Linked DNA regions of Homo sapiens: region 1 is linked to region 2. A link is a contact called in ENCODE Hi-C or POLR2A ChIA-PET data. All regions are on one chromosome and are shown on one strand. The core of a region is the stretch at or near the end of the contact, and the rest is flanking DNA. Distances in the headings are between cores, read along the strand shown.

Region 1 (2,900 bases), core at 74-2,573, 540 kb before region 2:
GTGGATCGCTTGAGCCCAGAAATTCGAGACCAGCCTGGGCAACATGGCAAAACCCCATCTCTACAAAAAATACAAAAATTAGCCAGGTGTGGTGGCATGTGTCTGTAGTCCCAGCTACTCCAGAGGCTAAAGTGAGAGGATCGCTTGAGCCGGGCAGGTGGAGACTGCAGTGAGCTACGATGCACCACTACATTCCAGCCTGGGCAACAGAGACCCTGCCTCAAATAAATACATTCATTAAAAACACAAATATTTAAAAATTTTAAAGCAAACCAGATTAGAAATGTGTAGTTGGTTTTCATTTTTATTTATTTATTTATTTTGAGATGGAGTCTCGCTCTTGTCCCCCAGGCTGGAGTACAGTGGTGCGATCTCGGCTCACTGCAACCTCCACACCTCCCGGTTCATGCGATTCTCCTGCCTCAGCCTCCCGAGTAGCTGAGATTACAGGCATGCGCCACCACGCCCAGCTAATTTTTGTATTTTTAGTAGAGACGCAGTTTCGCCTCGATGGCCAGGCTGGTCTTGGACTCCTGACCTCAGGCGATCCGCCCACCTTGGCCTCCCAAAGTGCTGGGATTACAGGTGTCAGCCACTGTGTCCAGCCACCCTACAGCTTTAGGAGTAAACGATTGTATACAGACCATGTTCTGAGGCTTCCAAACCGAGTCTTGAGTTCATTAAGGGATCCATCATAGTGATAGCTATAGCTGTTACAGCGTTTACATGCCAGGCGCTGTTTGGGCACTCTACATGTATTAACCTATTTAACTCTCATAACAATCCTATGAGGCAGAGACTGTTATCATACTCATTGCACAGATGAGAAAATGGAGGCAGAGAGGGAGGTTCAGTAATTTGCCTGAAGTCAAAGAGTAGGGTACCAGAGACGGGCTCCAGATTTTGTTGCTTTCAACCACTTGCTATACTGCCAAGGTGGAATTTTGCATTTCAAAGAATGCCTACTCCCTCGCTTTGGAGAGAGTAGTGTTTTAATGATGTCTGCACTGTGGACATTTTTCCTGTCCTTACCGCTCCAGAAACTAGTAGAGCTCCCTGTCCAGGTGTCTTCGTTACACATGTGCCTTCCTAGTCTGGAGTCCACGGCTTCAAGATCCTCTCTCCTCCCCGTGGGTCTGACCGAGGCTTTAATGCTCTTTGAAGTAACAGCGAAATAGCCCTTTGTCTCCCAAGTGGAGTGGTTCTAAATTTCTGATAACCAATGAGCGCCGAGGAACCGCGGATTCCGCCCAGGGAGGCTCAAAGCTGAGCCGTGGGTGGAGCCTGCGGAGGGGGCGGAACTGAGCCGCAGCGGCGTACCTACTGTGTGCCGCGTGCGCTGCCTGGAGCGGAGCTATGAGCTGGACCTGTCCGCGTTGCCAGCAACCTGTTTTCTTCGGTGAGGCCCGGGCTGCGGAGGGGGAGAAGATGGGGCGAATGGGAGCCGCTGGATTCCCTGAGGACGCGGAGGGCTAGCCACAGTGTAGTCCCAGACACCCTTTTCACCTGCAGCGGCTGGTAGTCTCCGCACCACCCGCTCCCACTCGGGTCTTCTCCCTTCCTCTGAGAGCTCTGTGGGGAGTGTGAAACCGGAGCGGGATGGAGCTGGCCTCCTGGAGACACTCATCTCCAGGAAGCAGGGCAGGCCAACCTAATTCCCTAGAGGGCCGAAGAGGGAAAGGAGGGGCCCTATGCTTGGACAGGCTCCTCGCAGCTCGGTTCCACTTTGTCCTCCACAGCTGAGAAGGTGAGCTCCCTGGGCAAGAACTGGCACCGCTTCTGCCTGAAATGTGAGCGCTGCCACAGCATCCTGTCCCCTGGCGGGCATGCAGAGGTAAGACCTGGCCAGGGAGCACTGCCCTGTTTACATCACTGCCTCCCACCCCCCAGGCACCAGCCCCCAACTTCAGCACTGGAGGCCTGCCAAAGGGAACCTCAGTAGCCAACCCCAAGGCCGCCCACCTGGTGGACCCCACACCAGCCAGGAATTTGGGAACCTGGGTCGTGACTGTGGATCCCATGGTTTTGGGGATCAGGGTGAGTGGGAAGCAGCGTCACCTTCTGAGCTGCTCTTGCTCTTCCTCCCTTGACCACAGTGGAAATGCTGGCATGCCAGCCCATCCCCCACCCCTCCCAGGCCCACCAGACTCAGCCAGTGGACAGACACACCTGGCAGCCTGTCTGGGGTGAAGGCCTGTGGGGCATGGCTCCCGCTGGCCTTGAGTAACCCACTTCCCTCTGCTTGTGCCCAGCACAATGGGAGGCCATACTGCCACAAGCCATGCTATGGGGCTCTCTTTGGACCCAGGGGTAAGTACCAGCCTTAAGGGGCCATGGGTCAGCAGAACCCTCCTTGTGGCTGGGAGCTGGGGGCTCAAGCCTGACCTCCCCTATTCTCTCTTCAGGGGTGAACATTGGTGGTGTAGGCTCCTACTTGTACAATCCCCCCACTCCCAGCCCTGGCTGCACCACTCCTCTCAGCCCCAGCAGCTTCAGCCCTCCCAGGCCAAGGACTGGCCTCCCCCAAGGCAAGAAAAGTAAGGCTGGGCTCAGCTCCTCCCAGTCCTCCTCCCGACCCTTCCCCAAGCTGGAGCGGAGGTTGGGCCAGGTGGCAGTCTCCTATCCAGCCCTCTGCTTCACATTCTCACAACTTCATTCTTGGCAAAGTCTTCTCTATCTACTCCCCGCTTTTTTTTTCTTTCTTTCTTTCTATTCCCTCATGTGAGCTGCTGAGTTAAGAGGTAAATTGTTGGGAGGCCGAGGCAGGTGGATCATGAGGTCAGGAGTTCGAGACCAGCCTGGCCAGCATGGTGAAATCCCATCTCTACTAAAAATACAAAAATTAGCCAGGTGTGGTGGCTCATGCCTGTAATCCCAGCTACTTGGGAGGCTGAGGCAGG
Region 2 (2,884 bases), core at 278-2,777:
ACTTTAGGAGGCCTAGGCTAGAGAACTGCTTGAGCCCAGAAGTTCGAGACCAGCCTGGGCAACATGGCGATGCTTTGTATTTTTTTAATTTTTTTTTTTAATTGCAGCCAGGTGCAGTGGCTCACGACTGTAATCCCAGCACTTTGGGAGGCTGAGGTGGGTGGATCACCTGAGGTCAGGAGTTCAAGACCACCCTGGCCAAAATGGCGAAACCTTGTCTCTACAAAAATACAAAAATTAGCTGGGCATGATGGCGGGTGCCTGTAATCCCAGCTACTCAGGAGGCTGAGGCGGAAGAATCCCTTGAACCCAGGAGGCAGAAGTTGCAGTGAGCCGAGATCGTGCCATTGCACTCCAGCCCGGGCGACAGAGCAAGACTCCGTCTCAAAAAAAAAAAAAAATTGCTCCACTCCCCATCTCCCCTTCTTCTGTGAAGAAGGGTACTTAGGCACCTGGACCTCATTGGGTTATTGGGTAATCATTCTCCTGCTATTCCCCCATGCTATACATGTTAAATATTAAATAAATTGTTATGTCTTTTCTCCTCTTAATCTGTCTACTGCCAGTTCATTTTCAGCAAACTTTCACAGGGCGGAGGTGAAGCTTTCCCTTGGTCCCTACAAAACTCACTTCCAAAATCTCCCTCGAATACCATCCTCCCTCAATGGTAATTCTTTGCCAATTACCATCACCTGAATTCAGGTCCGCCTATTGCTTGGCCTCCCATTGATCTCCTATCCAAATTGCTACAAAGATCATCTTTCTAGATTCTAGAGCTGGTTGTGTCACACCTTCATCAGCACCTCACTGCCTCACTGCCCAGGGATGTTTATTGCAAGTACAGATTCCCAAACCCAAATCCATAACCAGAGAATGGGAATTTCTAGGGCAAGCTGAGAAGTGGTATATGTACTTTCAAGTGGCTCGGTAATTGGCTCCACCTGCCTCCCCAGGCACATCTCGAGCCAGTCCTCTCCTAGTACCCTGTGGTCCCTTTACAGAGAATACCCTGCCCCTGAACAAACAGATCCAGATTTGGACATATCCTTTCCCATCTGCCTGGAATTCCCTTTTCCTGTGGCACAAGTCCACCATTCTTCAAGGCCCAGCTCCAATGCCACCTCCTCTGGGAAGCCTTCTCCCGTCGCCTAACTCAGTGGCTTTCAAACATCTTTGCTTGAGACTCAATCCCAAGAAACACATTTCACATTGTAATTCAGTAGATATATAATTGAAACAAAGGTTTTTGAAAAAAAAATATCTAAACCTACTATGGAGGATGCATCTTGATGTATTTCATTCTATATTGTCTTTATTTTTTCAAATGCTGTTAGGCACTTGGTAAAGGACTTCATGATTCACTAATGGAGGTGACCCCATTTGAAAAACATTGCTTAAAATGAGTGAGTCCCTTCTCTATGCACTCTATACACGCCTCTATTACCCACTGATCACTTTACAATAATGATTTGTTTACAGTCTGCCTTCATCCTCCTCCTCCCCTCCCCAGACAGGCACATACCACAACCAAATCAGCATATCTTGTGACAGTTCCACAGCTGCTGACAAATGCAGAAATGCGAATATTGGAGAATAAATACTTTAATTGCTTTTGCTCGTGTCTAATTTTTTTTTCTTTTCTGATTACAATTCACAGCATAGTCTATTGAAGACTATGCTATTGGAGACTCAGCCTCCCAAGAGGCTGAGCCTGGGAATTATACTAGCTTCAACCCTTCAGTTAACAGCAATTTTTAAAAACAGCCATTGTATCTCAGTACAATTTAACCAAGGTGTTAATTATTCTCTCCCTCAAAAACAAAAACCACATACACGAAAAACCATCAGAAAATATTTTGTCGGGTTGCTAGCCAAGAGAGTGCAAATGTGGGCAAACAAATCTCTTACTTAGATACTTGCAAGCAAATAGTCAAAAACCTCAAAACCCTCCTTCCCTACCACTTCAGACAGGACCCCCCCACCACCCCCCGCCACCCCCACAGGGGTGGGGATGCAGATATAGAGGCCTTTCTATCTGCGCAGCCTGAAGCTCAATTTCTCACTAGGCGGTCCCTAACAACACAAACAAATGAGAAAAGTAGAAAAAACAAAAAGAAACCAGAGCAGCTAAAAAGCATCACGTAATGAAGCCGGGCCGCAAGTTCCGGTGCGAATTGTACCTGTGACGGATGCACGGGCGCAGCGGCGGCCCGCAGGGGGAGGGGTCCTCTTTCTGCAGCACGTGGCGCCAACGACAGGAAACCTGCCTGCAACACCCGCCAACCCTGTACACCGCTCATTTGCAGCATCGTCATTTGTGTGATGCTAATTTGCTCCATGTCCTTGTAAACGTTCTTACAGAGATAAATGAAAATCTACTGCAGGCTTGGGGTGGCCCTGGGCAGGCTAGGAGAGAAGGAGGGACCCAGCAGTCCCCAGGTGTCAGTGAAAAGCTCTGGGAGTCGGAGGACAGAGTAGGCAATCCTGTTCAGAGAGGGGAGGGCCGGGTGCGGTGGCTCACGCCTGTAATCCCAGCACTTTGTAAGGCCGAGGCAGGCGGATCACTTGAGGTCAGGAGTTCGTGGCCAACGTGGTGAAACCCCGTCTCTACTAAAAATACAAAAATTAGCGGGGCGTGGTGGCGGGCACCTGGAATCCCAGCTACACGGTAGGCTGAGGCAGGAGAATCACTTGAACTCGGGAGGTGGAGGCTACAGTGAGTGGAAATTGCGCCACTGCACTCCAGACCGAAAAAAACAAAAACACTGACCGGGTGGGGTGGCTCATGCCTGTAAACCCAGCACTTTGGGAGGCCGAGGCGGGTGGATCACCTGAGGTCAGGAGTTCGAGACCAGCCTGGCCAACATGGTGAAACCCCGTCTGT

What was found. A loop is a pair of places that touch in the nucleus more often than their neighbours do. ChIA-PET counts read pairs that join two places held with the same protein, here RNA polymerase II (POLR2A). Pooled maps may share reads with other maps.
Region 1: a loop to region 2 is called in a pooled map, with 2.0 times the contacts of the local background. The contact joins the promoter of CRIP3 here to the enhancer-like site in region 2. A Hi-C loop is called at or near these places in 1 of 50 pooled maps. POLR2A ChIA-PET finds 5 or more read pairs at or near these places in 4 of 52 experiments (A673, T-cell, WTC11 and 1 more).

The regions. Positions count from the first base shown.
Region 1 is chr6:43,307,249-43,310,148 of GRCh38, reverse strand. CRIP3 (cysteine rich protein 3) reads left to right here and starts at 1,323. Exons shown (of 8, transcript NM_206922.3): 1 at 1,323-1,399; 2 at 1,740-1,834; 3 at 2,253-2,310; 4 at 2,406-2,537. The coding sequence starts at 1,357. RefSeq lists an enhancer at 1,806-2,663.
Region 2 is chr6:42,770,599-42,773,482 of GRCh38, reverse strand. It overlaps a transcript of BICRAL not described here. Among named protein-coding and RNA genes, the nearest start is that of BICRAL, 10 kb to the left of the region's middle. RefSeq lists an enhancer at 1,985-2,184 and a silencer at 2,655-2,704. Within about 2 kb of position 1,527, at least 18 of the 41 ENCODE cell types and tissues checked have a DNase peak (open chromatin) inside an H3K27ac peak, as active enhancers do.